Linked DNA regions of Mus musculus: region 2 is linked to region 1. A link is a loop called in an ENCODE intact Hi-C map of the cell type or tissue named here. Cell type or tissue: left cerebral cortex. All regions are shown on one strand. Each heading gives the region's core, and the rest is flanking DNA. Links, peaks and the distances in the headings are about the cores only. Region 1 overlaps Fndc3b (fibronectin type III domain containing 3B). Region 2 overlaps Fndc3b (fibronectin type III domain containing 3B).

Region 1 (8,743 bases), core at 440-8,439:
CCATTTAAAAATGTTATATTATTTAAAATATTTAAAATAATATACTGAAATTAATACTCAGCTTATTGAGCTTAAAGTAACTACAAGTAAACTGTACTTGAAGGATCTTTGAATGTGCTTATTTTTTCCTAGGATGTATGCAGTTTGTTGCTCTTTGGTGTGTACATTGTTATGTGTGTGATGTGCTACTGTGAGTGGCTATGTATGCTAAGAGGTATGTGTGGAAGCCTGAGGACAACTTTCAGGTGACAGCCCTCACCTTCTCACCTTGTTTGGAGACTAGGCCTTTTTGTCATCACCTCAGCCAGGTTGTCTGCCTTCAAAGCTCTGGAGACTCTCCTGTCTCTGCTTTGCATTTTTCTTAAGAGCTCCGGGGTGCTGTCTCCTGCTTTTCTGTGGGCTCCAGGCAATTCAAACTCCTGTCATAAGGCAAGTCCTTTACCCAGCAGGCTGTCTCCCTACCCAGAGCTTACTGCTTCGTCCCTCCTCATTGCCTATCCTACTGAATCGGTACAGGAATATCTACATCAAAACTAGTGGATCACTTGTTCATGGTGGGGTGGAGCGGTAGATGGGTAATTTATGAAAAAAGAAGCAGACCCAGAAGTCTGGAAGTCAGCATTTCCTAAAGGCCTCAAATCCTGATACAGCAGGCACCCAAGCATGATGGCAAGAAGGAATTTAGTGAAGGTCCAGCAACAGCCCTTTTCTAGAATCTGTAATTGTAGACTTAAGTGAGATCGGTGGTGCTGATACTGCAGGTAAGAGACTCCACACCAGGCCATTGGAGCCGACTTTTGAAAGCGAAGCTTTAGCTGATTGTGAAGAATCGCACACTTCTGAGGTTCTAGGGCACAGTATGTGGGATGAGAAAGTACCTTTAGTACAGCCACAGAACACCTCAAATATCCTGTTACTGAGAAGATGGCTGGTCAGCTTGGCTCAGCTCTCTAGGCCTTTCCAGCCTTTCTACTCTTCCCAAATTTTCTGGAAGTATGTACCTGACTTCAAGCTCTGAGAGATGGTTGAGGCTAGGCTACTTGAGTCTAGCCTTCCTCCAAGCATTGTTACTTCCCCAGTCCTCAGAAGGAAAGCTCTGGCTGTGGAAGCATGGCCTGACTGTAGAAACTCTCAACAGAGATGGGGATTATATACAACTCATCACCTCTAGGCCATTATTACCAAGTCATGGCCACTGGGCAGCTCAGAGAAGTTTTGTTAGTAAGTGAAACACCTTTGTAAAACTTAAGTTCACTTTAGAAAATCACAGGGCCTTGAAGGACACCTTCCACTAGTGATAATGGGTGCTTGCTTGCAAGCAAGGGGCCTTCTCAATAGGAGACAGAGGATGCAACGTGATTCTGTTTCATGGAACATTTGATTTCTCATCTTTACTCCAGCCCTTTCCATAACAACTCTGGATTTTTATTTTTTATTTATTTATTTTTTCATTCTTTAGTAGTTCTAGTCTATAGATCATGGGCCTGTCTACCTTTGAATTTGAACCAAGCTAGTAAACTGTAGGATGTTATCAATACAATGTCTTTAGGATGTTGTCAGAGCACTCTATTGGTACAAGTTTAGGTGTAAAGGGGACTGCAGACATAACCTTGGGAGCAGTTATAGGGGAACCTGCCTCTGTGGTTTGTTTCGTAACCTCATGAGAGTAGCGTTGCCAGGGAACGCTATCTTGGTAAAACTATGTGTTATAATAATTTGCTTTCAGCTTTCTGATGGGTGATGGCTTTAGAGTCATTTGATTTGTCACAGATGTATAATGTGAAACAGCTCACGAGGAATGCAATACTGTGTTGCTATCTGGTTAATCATTTCAGTGCTATTTTCAAACTTTCCAACTAGATCATGGCCACGGACAAAATAGCACAATTCACACACACCCTTAAGGCTTCCGAGAGCCCCAGCTCTGCCTCACGTCTCTGCTCATCTGGGGAAGAAGAGGGGTTTGTGAGGAATCACGCGGGATGGGCCGAGGTGTCTGGCAAGGAAGAACAGACATGGTTTTATGCTTGTATCCATCCTTTATCCGTTATCCTCCTCTTTCCCTTCCTTGCTCCCTCCCTAGTCTCCTCTCCGTTCCTCTCTTCTTCTTTCCCTCTCTCTTTTGATACACGGTTTCATATAAACTTACTGGCCTGGGACTTACTATGTAGTCAAGGATAATCTTGAACTCCTAAGCTTCTTGTCTACCTCGAGTTCTGAATTTAAAGGCATGGCTACCATGCCTTGCTTATGCAGTACTAGGGTAAAACATGGCTGTTTGCATGCTAGGCAAGTAGGCCACAAGCCCCTGAGAGTGGAGAAGGCTGCTGAAAGTAAATAGCTTGAAAAGCCCCAAACACCCAGAGCCATGGTGAACTCTGCTGTCAGGATGGTTTATCATAGCTCTCCTGAGTTGCCCTACAATGAACAATCTGTCGTTTTGATTCTTTGCTACACATATTATAAACTTGAATAGTATTCTTTAACAATATTACTTGCGTTTCATCTCAAGATGTGATTCAGATGTAATTGAAGTACCTTTATTCAGTAAGGACAATGTTGGGAAGTTTTTACAGTGTATAAAATCACTTAAGGTTTCACTAGGGATTCTGGGCACCAGTTTCTTCCCACCTTTCCCAGAAACCTCCCTTGCTACTGACTGATCAGTGAATGGTCCTCTACACTGCATGAGGGATTGGGAGTATTGATCTACCTGATAGCCCAGTAGGGAGTAGACAAAGCACCTTGGGAAGGGCTGGCTTTAAAAATGGGGCTTGGGAGATAGCCACCATGGTGACCAGATCTCTAGAACTCAAACAGATGAAGCACGGACATGGCAACCCACTGGTAATTCCAGCATTTGGACAGTGGAGCTAAAGAATTCCCCTGGCAAGGCAGACTAGCTGAATCAGCCACCAAGTGAGAGACCATAGTCAGTATGTAAGATGGAGAGTGGTTAGCAAGTACAACTAATGACGGGCTCTGGTCTCATGTGCATGTGCCCACATAGCCATATGCATCACATGCACGCGTCCCCCATGTAAAGCAGATGGACAGACGGACACTCCATGCCCTTTCGATGCTTTTGTCTCGGGTATGGTTATCACTCACAAGGGATTGTAGATGGAAAGAATCCGTCAGGACCCATTTCTCAGTAGTACTGAGTTGCCTTTGTGTCATTCTTTAGAGGGTTGAAGCTTACAGGGTCCTGGCTCATGTGTACACCCATGGACATGGCCATCCCCAGTCTAATGAGGAAGCCCAACCCAAGAAGTTCAAGTTGAGTAATTGTTGTCAAGACAACCACAGTTGACAGGGTGGTACCAGATGTTTTTATGTCGTGCAGGTAAATCTTGTTCCTAACTTGGATTCAGACAGCATGAAGGGCAGAGCGCCAAGAGCTTGGAAACCAACTTGAGCTTCAGGTTGGAAGTGAGCATGAACTCGGTGTCTCTCATGATTCCGCACCTTTTTACGTGGGTCTCCTGCCTCACTCTTTAGTCATTTCTATGGCCTAGACGCACCAAGAGCCTGTGCTGCTTGTGACATCCAGACTGTAAGCCTGAGTGCGTGCTTAGACACTGTCACAAACTTCAAGGCAAAAGCAGGGTCCCAGCCTGACCGCTTGCACAGCCCCTTACACCCCTGCTCATTTGTAATCCCCCTCTCTCCATACTTAGGAACAGGAGCACTCCTTCTCTGTAATGTCGCCGGACCCTTACCTTCCAGCACAGCCTGACTGTGTGTAACAAGGAAGTGTTGAGTTCAACAAAGCAGCAACAAGAGTTGTAAAACTAGAGTTTAAGATTCAATTACTGGCCCCTGCCTGGGGCCTGCTCTCTTTGATGGTCATAAAGCTTTGTATCCATAGTTCTGAATTTAAATCCATTTTTTTTCAAACTGGTGTTAGCACAGTGTACATGCAGTAAATGACTCACCAATCCCTTTACCGTTCACTGCCAGTGTGAAGGTTTAAAATTTCCTCAAGTATCATAAGAGTAATTGCTACATATAGCCACAAAACCACTTGCCTCTAAAAAGAAAACTGCTGAGCCCTATGTGGTAGTTGGTTGTCTTTATGGATCAGTTGTGAAACCCTGGTGCCTTTTTATTTCTTTCCACATCTTGCATAATGAATGTTTATTGAATTGAAATCAATAAAATATTAACCAACATATTATAGCACTATGTACTCACAAAGTAACTACGTAGGTTGTTCTAAAACACTGAAGTCTAAGGCCACTTGATAATAAGATTATTTAGGTAGCTGTCTTAAATTTATTTAAACTAAAGGAAGTTGAAATTTCAGCTTTAATCCCTGGTGTTTTGTTGCCTTTCAACTTGTTTTGCAAACTCAGTTCTTAGAGGAGTGTTTTGAAAGAGTTAGATTTTAAGCTGATAGGGTGGACAGATCCCCAGCCTTGTCTTTGACATGAGAAGATGGCCGTGGCCTGGCCTTGATGCCCTGGGCATCAGTGCAGGAGTGTCCATCTGCCCAGCCCAGCTTTGGTTCTTGGCAGCAGTTTGCTTCAGGGGTGTGCCTCCGCTACTATTATGGTCATTTGCCTTTAAGGGCAATTGTCGGGCCAGCTAGAAATTCTGGTACTAAAGCCAGTGTCTAGTACAGAAGACCTGCTTCCAGAAAGTGAGGACTGGTCCTTTGACATCCATCTGCCCCAGCCCACTGAGAAAGTGAGGTACACGCAACTATTGGGTTCCTAGAAACTAGAGAAAGAAAACAGAAATTGTGTGTGTGTGTGTGTGTGTGTGTGTGTGTGTGTATGTGTGTGTAGAGAGTGGGGAGGAGGATTAGGGCTATGGGGGTAGATAGTAAATAGAAGGAAAACATTTTCTGCTCCTTTTCCATTTCTTATTGTCTAAATTGTTATTTACATATTTGTCATTAAAAATAGGCTATAATTTTGCAGTGAAAAGATAGGACTTTTGGGAGAAAAACCTGTGAAGGGCAAAACAAGCTCCCTGCTCTCTTGGCCTCTCTCCCAGGGATTCTGCAGCAATCTGGCTGTGCAATTCTCCTACCTCTCTTCAGTGCAGTGTTAAAGTTGCTGAGTCACCAGTTTCTGGTGGCACTGTTGAAGATGCTGGATCTGTGCCCCATCATCCCTTCCTTAGAGCAACCCTTGAAATTAGCAGGTGCTCCTCTCTTCAGGTAACTGTAGTAGCCCAGGCCGGATCCGAACCCAGGTTTCTGTAAGGATAGGGCTGTATTCTTCAAGTCAACTTTGAATCTTGGGAAGAAATTACAGGTTGGAGAAAGCGGTTTGCCTTCCTCGTTTTGCTGGAACCGAAGCGATATGCTGAGTGCCTAGCATCTGACGTGACTCTGTAAAAGTTCCGTCTCCTTCTGTCTCCCATCCTCATGCTCCCAGAATAACACTCTGACTCCAAATACCTTTACAAATACCTAGGCCGTATAGCTGCTGGGCCACACTCCACTATGGTTTGATTAGGGTCCCCTCCTGATTGTTTTCAGGGCTGCTCATAACTCTCTTGATCTGAGAAATGTCCATTCAATTCGGTTGGTATTCTGTCTGGACTCTACCCCCACAGTTACCTGGCAAGGGTCAGGCAGGCCTGGCACTATAAAAGTGGCTGCTTGCCCCCCTCCTCTCTCTCTTACTCCTCCCTTGCCTCTTGCCCCTTGCTTCCCCTCTTGCCCTGTTCCCTTACCCGCCCCCCAACATGGTCATGACCAGCCTCTATTTCTCTGCTCTCTCCTCTCTGCCTTTCTCTGCCTCTGCTACTCTCTTAACTCCCCTCCCCATGCCCTAAATAAGCTCTATTCTATACTATACTGGTGTGTGTGTCTGGTCCCTCAGGGGGAAGGGATGCCTTGGCATGGGCCCACTGAGGCACCCCCTTCCCCCACACCCTGCCAGAACATATTCTTATAGCTCTTTCTCTTTTTATGATCACAACAGATTACCTATCTTTAAATTAGGTGGTTTTTTTTTCTTTTTCTTGAAGTATAAGCATTCTTCGTTTTTAGATAGAAGTCTCTTATCAGATGGGATCTGCACGTTGTTCATCCTATAGTTTTATTTTCTTAGTAATGCCTTTAATGCACAAAGGTTTTAATTTTGACAGAGTACAGGTTTTCTTCTATTCTTTTTACTTGTGGTGTCATGTCTGACTCTTAACGAATGAGAGTGTCACAAAGACGAAGTCTACTTTCTTCCATGAATGTAGGTAGTCTAATGTTCAATGAATATATTTAGGTCCATGCCTAGTTTTGAGTTAATGATTATATATGATCTCACATAGAAGCCGAAGTTTATTCTTTTTGCCTCATTGGCATCCTTAGATTGTTTTCTTTTGAGCCAGTCCATCATTGAAGGAAGCCAGGACAGGAACTCAAGCAGGACAGAAACCTAGAGGCAGGAGGTGATGCAGAGGCCATGGAGGGCTGCTGCTTACTGGTGTACTCAACTTAAAATGGCCAAATCTTATACGATACAAGTAATTTATTTCTAATTGTTTTTACACGAGGCCAGTTTGAACGGCCTACCATTCATTCACTTTCAGGCTTCTTGGTGTCAGTAGGACACTGCCCTCCAGACAGCGAAGCTGTGTTTACTCCATTAGAGCTGAGGTTTCCGAGCATAGTGTCCAGCAGCAGCATCTAGTCTCCCGTGAGCTGGAGATGCCTAGTCATAAGAAAGAAGCAGTGGGTAAGGCAGACTGTGTTGTAAGACATTCACCTGGGAAGACTGAGCAGACCTGGGGTTAAGCCAAAAGAAAGTCCTTATTAGCTGGCTGGCCCATACTAGGTCTTTGAGCCATTCTCACGGTGAGCTTTTAAAGCACAAAAATTCATGTCTTGGGTTGACATTCTTCAGTTAACAAGAACAGCTAGTCAGAAGTAGAACTACAGAAGCCAGAAAGCCAGGTTAGAGACTTTCCCAGCACTGTGAACTTTGGTGGACCAGGACCTTATTTTTGGCTCAGCAGGTGGTGCTGTCTACATGCTGAGTTTTACAGCCTGAATGCTACCTCCATCACTTGCTCTAAGTCAGTTGTTCTAAGGATTGGGGGCCTATTCCACACTGGCCTTCAGCCTTGGAGGGGAGCTCAGGAGCTCTCTGTGATAGTCTGGCTCCTAAAGGAATAGTGGAGATGGGGTCTTCCTCAGTCTCTGATACCATTGGATAGTTAAGCCGTTCTCTACTTTTCTGGATCAAGGTTTGCTACCAGTAAATGCAACTTGATTAGCAAATGATAGCTGACATTGACACTCCCAGATAATGTAGTCCTTTGGTGCAGTTAGATGCTATAGTGGTTAGAAACCAATCTCAGAGCTCATGATATTCAGTGAGAACATGGAGTTCTTGATATTGAAGTCACAGCCTAACCCTGAAATCTTTCAGATTCCCCAAAGGTTTTGTTTTTAATGTAGCGACTTGACTCAATAAACATCCTCGTTCTTGTTCTACAAGCTGTACATGTGGCAGCTTTCATCTGACTACATAGTGGTTCTCTCTCTAGCCAGACATCGTAGTTCTTACAAATAGACTTTAAAAGCCTCACTGTATCATGTAAGCTTCTCTCTTAATTTATGTGTATACCTCTACATGTCTGCATAGACCCACCCGTGTATAACCAGTGTATTTAAGCAAGACTTTGGACAGTTTACAATATCGTTTCAAAATGTTTGAGAGGTCTCGTAGGTTAATGATTTCCCAGTGTAGGCAAGGAACAAATCTATTTGTTTGAGAGACATTTCTCCCCTCTGAATTTAGGCAATATTGGTGGATTGAGCAGCTCCCTCCCCCAGTATCCTTTTTGTTTTAACTCAATGTTTTGGCTCAATAAACATTATGGTTCCAGTTCTACAAGCTGTAAAGCCTTTGGAGAGAATGTATTAGAATAGTAGAGACAGCTGCATCTTTAGATGATGGAAAAGGGAAACCTTAGCTGCTTAGGGAAGGATGACGGCAAGAAGAGCATTCTCAACCACAGATCAGGCAGAGATGACAAACCCATTCACTGTGGGACTTGCTGAGGAAGGAAGGCTGTGGCTTGCTCTGGAGCAACCTTGAGGTTCCACAGCACAGTTGACTTTCAGAAGCCATTAGAGTGTACCTGAGATGGCTTTGATTATGGCGTGAGGAGGAAGGGGCCAAGCATGCTCAAGTCATTTAACAAGTCCTGAAAGCAAGGCCAGGAAGAAAACGCTTCTAGCTGGAAGTCACTTGCTTGCCCTACACTCCCTAAAACATTTTACACAAATGGCTTTAACAGTTTTTAGGACAATACTTGGGATTAAGAGACTATTTGCTCGATATACAGTTTGGTAATTTAAAAAGCCAAATTTTATAGACGCCCTGTACTATGAAATACTTGATATTTTGTGTGTTAAGGAAAAGTTGCCCAGTAAGTAAATAGTATATGTTGTATACACTAGTTGGCCTTATACATTATAAGAGCACATGATATTTTAAAAACTTATCCCATACAGCGTAATTATAACAAAAGAGAGAATGCAACAAATTGCAGTCAAGGAGAGCACTGGGGCTGGAGAGGTGGCTCAGTGGTTAAGAGCACTGGCTGCTCTTCCAGAGGACCTGGGTTCAAGTCCAATTATCTACATGATAGCTAACAACCACCTGTAACATCAGTCATAGATTGGATTCTCTTCTGCCCTCCTTGTGTACACATGATACACAGACATCATATTATTTCTGAGGCAAAACATCTATACACATAAAATAAAAATAAAATA
Region 2 (8,743 bases), core at 624-8,623, 130 kb before region 1:
TAGCTCAGGCGGATGCTCGTTTTACATTGATGGTGTGTCCATGTAGAACTTCGTGTTGCTGTCTGAGATGGTGCATTGGGAAGCCAGGACCTTCCCACATCTCTGAAGGAAGACAGCAATGGACTGAGGTGCTTTCTTTCATCAGCAATTTCCTTTCTCTTTGTCCTAATTAGGAAAGCATTGGGCACAGGGCTGCCTACAGTGTTGGCCCCTTTACCTTTGACAAGTAATCCACGTTAATTAGTGTTATTACCAGTATCATGGCTGCCAATGTTCATTTGCCTCATTGATTACAAGTGCGTAGAAGGAGTCAATACTTGATCCGCATCATGACTTCGTGACTTGGATGATAGTACACGATCTGATATATTCCAGAGGGAATGCTTCTCTAACCTTTTCCACATTTTATATTTCATTTATAAAATGATTAGGCTTTCTTTGTGGCATTTCCCATATCAGGGGCCCACGGACCATTGTGTTGGGGTGTCTCTGAGATCACTTCTCAGAACTCTCAACACTAATTATGACTTATGACACGGGGTGGAGGCTTTGAGGTTTATATATAGCAAAAGCATTAAACGGCCTTGAAATTTTTCTCCTGCTAGCCAAAGATTTGGGAGTAAAACTTTTGACCTGAGAAATTGCTTGGTTGGATATTTAGATTTAAAAATGGCTGTATGGATTGTTTACCATCTAGAGTGGCATAGAGTGACACATGCGTTGGAACTGTATCTAATGTGCTTTAGTTTGGCAAGAAATTAGGGCCCAGACACAGGTTAGGCACGATTATTTATTTTTCTTAGTCAACAACATAACTCATTTTGCCATGGAAAAGCAATCATTGAACACGTTTTACTTGATAACGTGTTTAAGCTTGTTTAACCTTGAGCACAATGCTGTCTTATTTTTCCAGGATGCGGCTCTAATGCCTGCCTGTAAGGATGTTTATCATCCAGTCAATCAGAGCGATTTGGCGAATATTCCTGTCCTTTGGATTCTTTTACCCATTAAGACCCTTCATTGAGGAAAGTTTCTAACCAGTTAGCCATCCTGTGATCTTTAGCATTAGGGAAGTCATATTTTGATTTTCTAGGAATGACAATTTAGCCAGGAAGTCAGTTGCTTAGACAGTGAGAGATCTTTGTTCTAAATGACCAGTACTTCCTTCTTACTCAATGCTTGCTTTCTGTAGAGTTATTATTACTGTGGTGGTTGTTCACAGTGTGGACACCAACTGATGTTTCTTAAATTTTCTTTCTTGAGATTCTTAAGATTCAGTCTTGAAGCAGACCTACCCTGCCTCCGCACCCCCGAAGCCCCCCACAAAAGGTATAAATAATGAGATGGAGACTTTTAGAAAAGATTCATAGTAGTTTTGTTTTGTTTTCAAGAAATTGTGAGGGTGCGGTGGCAGCTAGAAGTGGGTGAGAAGTCACTTGAACTGGAATTACAGTCAGTTGCAAGCCTCTAGGTATGGGTGCTGGGAACCAAACTTGGATCTTCTGCAGGAGCAGTCTGTGCTCTTCACTGCAGAGCTCTCTCTCCAGCTCCAGATGGGATCTTCATCCAGTCAGAGCTTCGTCTCTGGGCGTCCGACTCACTGCTTTGGCCTGTGGGTTTGTAGTCCTGTGTTCTGAGTTGGTGCTAGTGGCCGGCTGTGGTGAAGCCTTTTATAAGTTGGTCCCGCCCCAACTCCTCTCCAGTAAACTCTGACCTGTATGGATTCTGGATACTAATAAACTTATTTTTACATTTTTTCCTCTGTACCCCTGAGCTTATAAAGCTGATTTTTTTCTTCCATAATGGGGAGAATCTTTAAGTATGGTCCATGTCATATGTTTGTTTGCCTGTTAGGAGGAAGATGACGTGACCAGATGAGTCACATGGGCTGGGGCAGGACCTGAAGTTTAGGATCTGCAGTCTGCTCAGGGTGGTGCTTGAGTGTGACAGGGCGGTGGCCAGGAAGGGACAGACTTCTGATTCCTCTTCCCATTAGTTTCCCACTAAAGATCTAGATCCACTGAAGGCAGGTACCGTGTGTTTCTTGCTCTCTTGTACATAGTGTCTGGCAAACAATGATGCTCAGTTAGTGTTTATTGAATGAGTGACTTAATGACAGAGGGAGACATCTGTTGTGACATAGGGATGCCATGTGTTTGAACCAGTAGGACATTTCTGTTAGATTTTTTCACTTGAAAGCAATGTTCTAATTCTATTTTCTTGGAACTATAGGAAAATTTTGACTAAAGACAGCAAGCAACTGTGCTCCCTGAACTTGTGTGCAGATAGATAGAAAGAATGAGAGTGTTTAGGCAAGGTTTATTGTGTTTGCAGATAATAAATACTCACACCACATAGCTTACGCAAAAGAGCTTTACTTACTGGAGGGTAATGTGGGCCGTGGGAGCCCAGGCTGTATTCCTCCTTCCCCTCCCCCACCCCTTCTTCCTATTCTTCTTTGACACTTGTCTTCTACAATTAGAATGTATACTGTGTGGACACTGGATGCTTCTGAACTTTTAACTTTAATTTATATCAGGTGTTTCTGGAGACAGGGTTTTATGTAGCCCAGGCTGGCCTTGAACTTACTGTGTAGCCGGGGATGGCCTTGGACTTCTGATCCTTTATGCTAGGTGTATAGCATATACACCATGTCTGTCTGATAGGCTGCAGGTTCGAACCCAGGGCTTCATGCATGCCGGGCAAGCACTTTGCCAGCTGAGCTGTAGCTGTATCAGTTTTGATGCTTTCCTTCCAAAATGGCCTGGTTTGCATATCATTTTGAAGCCTGCCGTTTGCATTATTGTGTGCGTGTGACCGTGGATGCTCGCGTGCTATATATAACACTCACGTGGAAGCCATGGGAAGACTTTTGGGAGTTGGTTCTGTCCTGGAGCATGTGGGTTCTGGGGACTGAGCCTGGTGAGCCAGTCCTGCCGACCCTTTAGGACTATATTAATAGAGGATGTTAGGGGGCGGGGTATGATGCTTATTGTCTCGTGGCTACGGTCAAGTGGATTCTCCTGGCTTTGTCGTTTGCCACCTGTGTGAGAGGACATCATAAAGGACTGACTGACGTTCAGACAGACACTGGTGGCCAGCGGTTTCCTTTCCCTTCATTTCTTTTTTGAAACAGTGCAGTAAGACAGCAGTGGGCTGAGTTCTTCCGTTAAGTCATCCCCGGATTGTACCAGTCCATTAGCTGCTTTGTGCAGCGGACAGGAAATGGTTCTATTTGTACAAGTTGCACAATCTTAACGAAGTCAGGGCAGAGAGCCAAGGGGACCTCTGCTGTTTCTGCAGTGTTAACCTTTCAGTTCCACACAGGAACACATACAGGTTACTGGGGATGTGTGTTAGAGTGTGACTGTGTTGGTGTGGTCACCTGCCTGGCGGTACTGAGAAATGTACCGTGTGACTCATGGGGGTCTTGGTTCTTAATGGCTTCCCACACAGGCTGTGGAGATGGCCTGATGCTGGTGCCTGCCAGCCTGGCCCTGAAGGGTCCAGTTCCCATTCTGCCCTTTCCCAGGCCGTCTTGTAGACTGGTGACAGAGTGACCACTTTCCTTTTCTAGGGCTGGCAAGTGGCTTCCTTTGTGCCCATACCTGCCTCCTATACCCCAGCTGCCAGCTACTCTTCTCCTCTTTGAAAGTGGCATTTCCTTTTTGTCCCCAGTGTTTCTAGGCAGAATCTGGTAATTTTAGTAAAGCTGATTTTATATATATAATATTTTAATGTACTTTATGACCCAGGCCGGATCTCGAGTAGCTCAGGCTGGCCTCAGCTTGACTTGGCTGTGTGCCTGAGGCTGGCCTTGAACTCCCGGTCCTCTTGCCAAGGTCCTCCACATGCTGTGATCAGAGGCATCTGCCACCAGGCCCTGCTTCGTGATTCAGTCTTAGTGTGCTCATCACTTCCTCCCTCCCGCTCTCCCTCCCCCCTTCCTCTTTTTCCTTCCGTTTTGATTTCTAATGGTTCTTCCCCAGCCCATATACCATGGTGAGGATGCAATCCTAAGTGATTGAAGGACAAAAGTCAGCATGTGAGAGGGACTGGAGAGCAGAGTGATGGGAGGCAGAGGCAGGGATTGCCTTCCTGGGCCTCTCACCCTAGACAGAAGTTGCTGTGGACCTCTGCTGAAGAAGCCGGCCTGTTCCTCTCCCCTGAGGGGTTAAGATTTCTCCATCTGTGGAGCCACCCGCATTTTTATTTATGTATATGTGTCATAGCTGTCTTCCTTATTTGTGAAATATTTGTTTATTATATACTTTTTGTTTTGTGAGTCACGGTTTCTTGTTGCCCAGGCTAGCAGTGTTGCTGCAGCTGGCCTTGAACTCCCAGTCCTCGGCCTCTAACTTTCAAAAGCTGTGATTGTAGGCTTGAGCTATAACACGCCGCTTTTTAATGAATGCTTTTTGAAGGGTGTTTTATTTTTGTGTGTCTTTTCCTCAGTTTTCTTCAATTATTTTCTAGCTCCTTAAAATAACACAGCATTCCCAGTCTTTGCTGCTGTCATTTGACATTTATATCTCTTTGGGAGCCCCTGCCCTTTGCTTTTAATTATTTTTACTGTGTGTGTGTGTGTGTGTGTGTGTGTGTGTGTGTGTGTGTGTGTGTAACATAGCTTGCTTGGGAAGACCAGAGGACAACTGTGGATCTCAGTTTAGTCTGTGGGTTCCAGGGATTGGACTAAATCTGTCTAGCTTGCATGACAAGCACTTTAGCTGCTAAGCCATCTTGGGCCCTGCTTCTGAGTTAGTTCTTCCTGCGGGACTGCTCGCCTTGGCTGGTGTCTTCCTAAGCACTCTGTCCCCAGCAGTTTCCTTTGGTGAGATCTACCCTAAAGGCTGCACTTGAACACCTGACATCAAGTCTCTGGGCAGTGTGATTCTGTCAGTGTCCTTTTTCCTTTTGCAGTCTGGCACTGAGAGCCTGCCCTTTTCCTCTCGAACAGTTCTGAGTTCCGTGTGACTTCATGGCAAGTCACGGAAGTCACCGGTCCTTCTGTTTTCCCAGGGTAGATCATGAGGGTTTCGGTCAGAATTGGTGCAGGACATTGAGCGGCGCCCATGGGTTTAATAATGAGCACGCACTGTTTGACAGCGAACCAGTCAGAAAAGAAAGGGCAGGATGGATAGCTCAGTCAGGACTCTGCAGACCAGCTGAGCACTCTACCTTCTGATTCCTGTCCCAGCTCTGTAAGGAGTACATTTCTGTTGTTCATGTTATTCAGTCAAAACAATTTTGTTATAGTAGCCTACTTGGGAGGAGAGCCATTATTACTTAATTTATATTTTTATTTGAAACTGACTTCAGTTTGCTTTGAGATGCGCAGTTCTTCCACTCATCCGTGGACCTCCTTATGGCTTCTCCTTTAGAAGCTGGCTCTGCTACCACTGTATGCAAATACAGATTATTTAGTTGTAAAATATTCTTCTTAGATAAGATAGTTCTCTGGTGCTGAAAGTAAAGATAACTTTCATGTCTTTGAACACTGCTCCCTCAAAAAAAAAAAAAGTTTTCAGAACATCTGTGCTGTTTGACCTTCTCATTGTGTTCCAGGGGAAGATTTTCAAATATATTTCAATTATTCTTTTTTATTTTGGTGAGTAAGATACTTTCTCTGTGGGGTATATGTGTTTATTAGTGTAGATGCATGTGTGGTGTGTGCCTGTTGGGTGTGTTGGGTGTGTGTGTGTGTGTGTGTGTTGGGTGTATGTACCAGTGCACTTGTGAAGGCCAGAGGTAGACATTGGGTACCATTTTTCATCCTCTCCACCTTTATATTTTGAGGCAGAGTCTCTCTCTGAACACTTAGGTTGGCTGGCGATGAGCTTTAAAGATCTGCCTATCTCTGCACACAGACCACTCCCTAGCCGCAGTGCTGGGGCTACAGGTGTGCTCTGCTGGATCCTCCTCTTGCATACTTTCTGGGGACCCAGACTCAGGCCCTCATTTTGGGGTGGCAGGCACCTACTGAGCTCCCTCCCTAATACTGATTATCAGATTCAAACTCCTGAGTGGTCAGGTGCCTGTCGGTGGCAGATAACATGAAATCCAGCCGACTTTGCAGACATGTGCTTTGGGCTGAGATTGTGAGCATTCTTATTTCATTCACCTGTGCTAATGTTCCTGGCCCATGGCGGCTGGGCATTCGGTACTGATGAAGAAAGGGATGTTGCTGACCTTTGGTTTAAACAGAAGTTCCTGCCAACGTACCAGCTACCATCAATCCAAAGGTCACCGCTGTCGCCTGGTGTGTCACATAACCCACCTGACCGATGCTTGATGTCCCCGAATGTAGTCTCCATAGCAGTAATGAATGCACACAGACCAGTCTAGTCCAGAGGTGGCCCTTTTCAGTAAAACTCACAAATGGTCTACTTCTGTCTATGAATAGTGTAATAAGGTGATAGACACAAAAGCCGTTGTCTTCTTCCAAAGGAACACCGTTGCTGCACTGGTCACAGGTTTCATCGGAAGCCCGCTGTTTTACTACATGTGTGAATCTCCCGGGAGCACAGAGGCCACGAGGTGCCCTCGGTGGCTGCTGCTGGAGACGTGGCACTTACTGATCTGTCGTTTACTTTGCAAAGGAATTATGAAGTTTTGGCTCTGTGCCTGGAATAGCTCCAGATGGTCAGAAAAGACTAAAGTCAGAAAGTGTATTGCAGTGATAGACCTGGGCTGGTTTCTGTGACAGTACTGCCTTCCTGATTTAGCCCTCTGCACAGCCCTCACTCCCAGCCCCTCTTCTCGCTCACAGAGGACAAACTGGCTTTGTACTGATGGAGTCCGATATTCTGAACACCTCTGTTTTTGGTGAAAGTGGTGTGGGGGGTGGGGTAGGGTTAATATGTTTGCGCCAGTTTTGGTGGTTTCATTTTTATGAGGGAAGCCCAAAGATTGGGACTGTGGGGCCACATCCTGGCCGCTCTAGCCGGTCCAGCATAGGTAAGGAGTGTCCCAGAGGTCGCCTGTGCTGCTCTGGCACTTAGCTCCCACTGCTTAGTAAGGAGTTTTTGGACTTTATTTCTCTTGTTTCCCCAGGGTTTTGTCACTATAGCAATGATGAAGCTTTGGTGTCGTCTTGGAGATGAGCAGTGAAAGGGGTCAGGGCAGTGGCCACCAGGGTTCGCTGATCTGGGCACCGGAGCTTCCTTTAATCATATTTAAGTATGAAAATGCCAAAATGAAACACATTGCTGGACACTCACCTAAAAACTAAAAGCTGCACCTATTATATGTTAGAAGATATATTTATACTATATGATGTATATATAGTTTGTTTGTTTGTTTAAGACAGGGTTTCTCTGTGTAGCCCTGGCTGTCCTGGAACTCACTCTGTAGCCAGGCTGGCCTCAAACTCAGAGATCTGCCTGCCTCTGCCTCCCGAGTGCTGGGATTAAAAGTGTACGGCACCAGGGCCCAGCTATATTCCTTATTAATTCTCAAGGGTAATATTGTGATTCTTAGTTTCCAGATGAGAACAGGGAGGTCGTATCTACCTAGACTAACAACGAGGAAACTCCCTGCAGCCTGCCCGCATCCAGCTGTGGTGAAACGGTGTAAGTTCTCTGCTCTTTCAGGTGGATGCCACGGGCTTCATCAAACACAGCTTTTTCCCCCTGGGAAACCCAAGGCTTGCCTGAGGTGAGCCTTTTAAGTAGAGCCTTGGTCACAAGGCTCCGATTAAGTTCCAAACTGGCCCGTTGCTCTAGCAACTTTCAGTTACTGTTGTGGTTATTGAGTAACCTGGGAAGTTTGAAAACCATTAACACCGTTTCATGTTTTCGAAGAAAGTGCTACCAGTGGGGAACGGGACGTTATATTGCATACTTAAGGAAGGAGTATTTGTCTCCTTCGAGAATTTGATATATAATTGAGTTTGTTTTATCTATCTATCTATCTATCTATCTATCTTATCTATCTATCTGTTTGACTACTACTATCTTTAAGAGGTTGCAAAGGTGCTGGGAGTGGGTGCTTTTGAAGCGCCTTTGCTGACAAGTGTACAGAATTGTGTTGTGGTTGCTCAGTGACAGACACAAGCTCCTTTATTGTGAGCTTTTGGGGTTTGAGCTCGCTCTCTTTCCTCTTCCTTGCGTTCTTAGGAATAGTTTCTTAGGTGGACACTGTTCACGGCACAGGCCTGTCCTCACTGGTCCCTCGGCATAGTGTGCAGGAACCAGCAGAAGCCTAAGGGTGTTAGTGTTCTGCCTCCTCCTTTCAGACCTTGCACTGCTTGGGCCCTGTTCCTGCAGTGAGGCGATTCCTGCAGAACTAGTTCTTGCAGCTTTCCTGACTGGGGCACTAGTGAAGTGCCCCCCTCTCCTTGCCCCCTGTTCCCCCCCCCCCCCTTTCTGATGAGAAGTAAGAAAGCGGTATAGAGGTGAGTTTGCCAGTCTCACTGCCTAAGCGTTTCTGTCTCCACCATAGCTCCAGAGAAAGGCTCTTTCGTTACTTTATTTCATTAATGAGTGAGACATTTAAAAGACTAAAACAAAAGGAACATTTCCTTAATATTTAGAAATGTATTAAAAAGACAAACTGCTGTGAGAGAGAGCTATAGTTTCAACAACAGCTCATTGTTGGAGCCAAAGTGTCCGGTGTGACTTTTGGAATGCTTTCTGTCCTGTCTTGCAGTAATAGAATCTGGTGTCATCATCCTTGGAACAGAGTTACTGAGGCTGTGAAGAGTCTGGCCCGGAGGTTTTGCATCTTCCCAGGGACTTGTGGT

Evidence for each region. Peaks named below come from ENCODE experiments on the same cell type or tissue, not always from the same donor. Only the 100,000 strongest peaks of a DNase experiment are listed, where the experiment ranks them.
Region 2: it touches region 1 in a loop (1.9-fold over the local background); 5 of 42 quality-filtered maps call a loop at or near these places.

The regions. Positions count from the first base shown.
Region 1 is chr3:27,558,432-27,567,174 of GRCm38, reverse strand. The region is part of intron 3 of Fndc3b (fibronectin type III domain containing 3B); the gene reads left to right. Among named protein-coding and RNA genes, the nearest start is that of Mir3092, 22 kb to the left of the region's middle. In left cerebral cortex, for the core only: no CTCF peak of the experiment used is centred there; DNase peaks (open chromatin) are centred at 3,938 and 5,061.
Region 2 is chr3:27,684,809-27,693,551 of GRCm38, reverse strand. All of the region lies in intron 1 of Fndc3b (fibronectin type III domain containing 3B), which reads left to right. Among named protein-coding and RNA genes, the nearest start is that of Fndc3b, 21 kb to the left of the region's middle. In left cerebral cortex, for the core only: no CTCF peak of the experiment used is centred there; DNase peaks (open chromatin) are centred at 3,250, 3,865 and 6,518.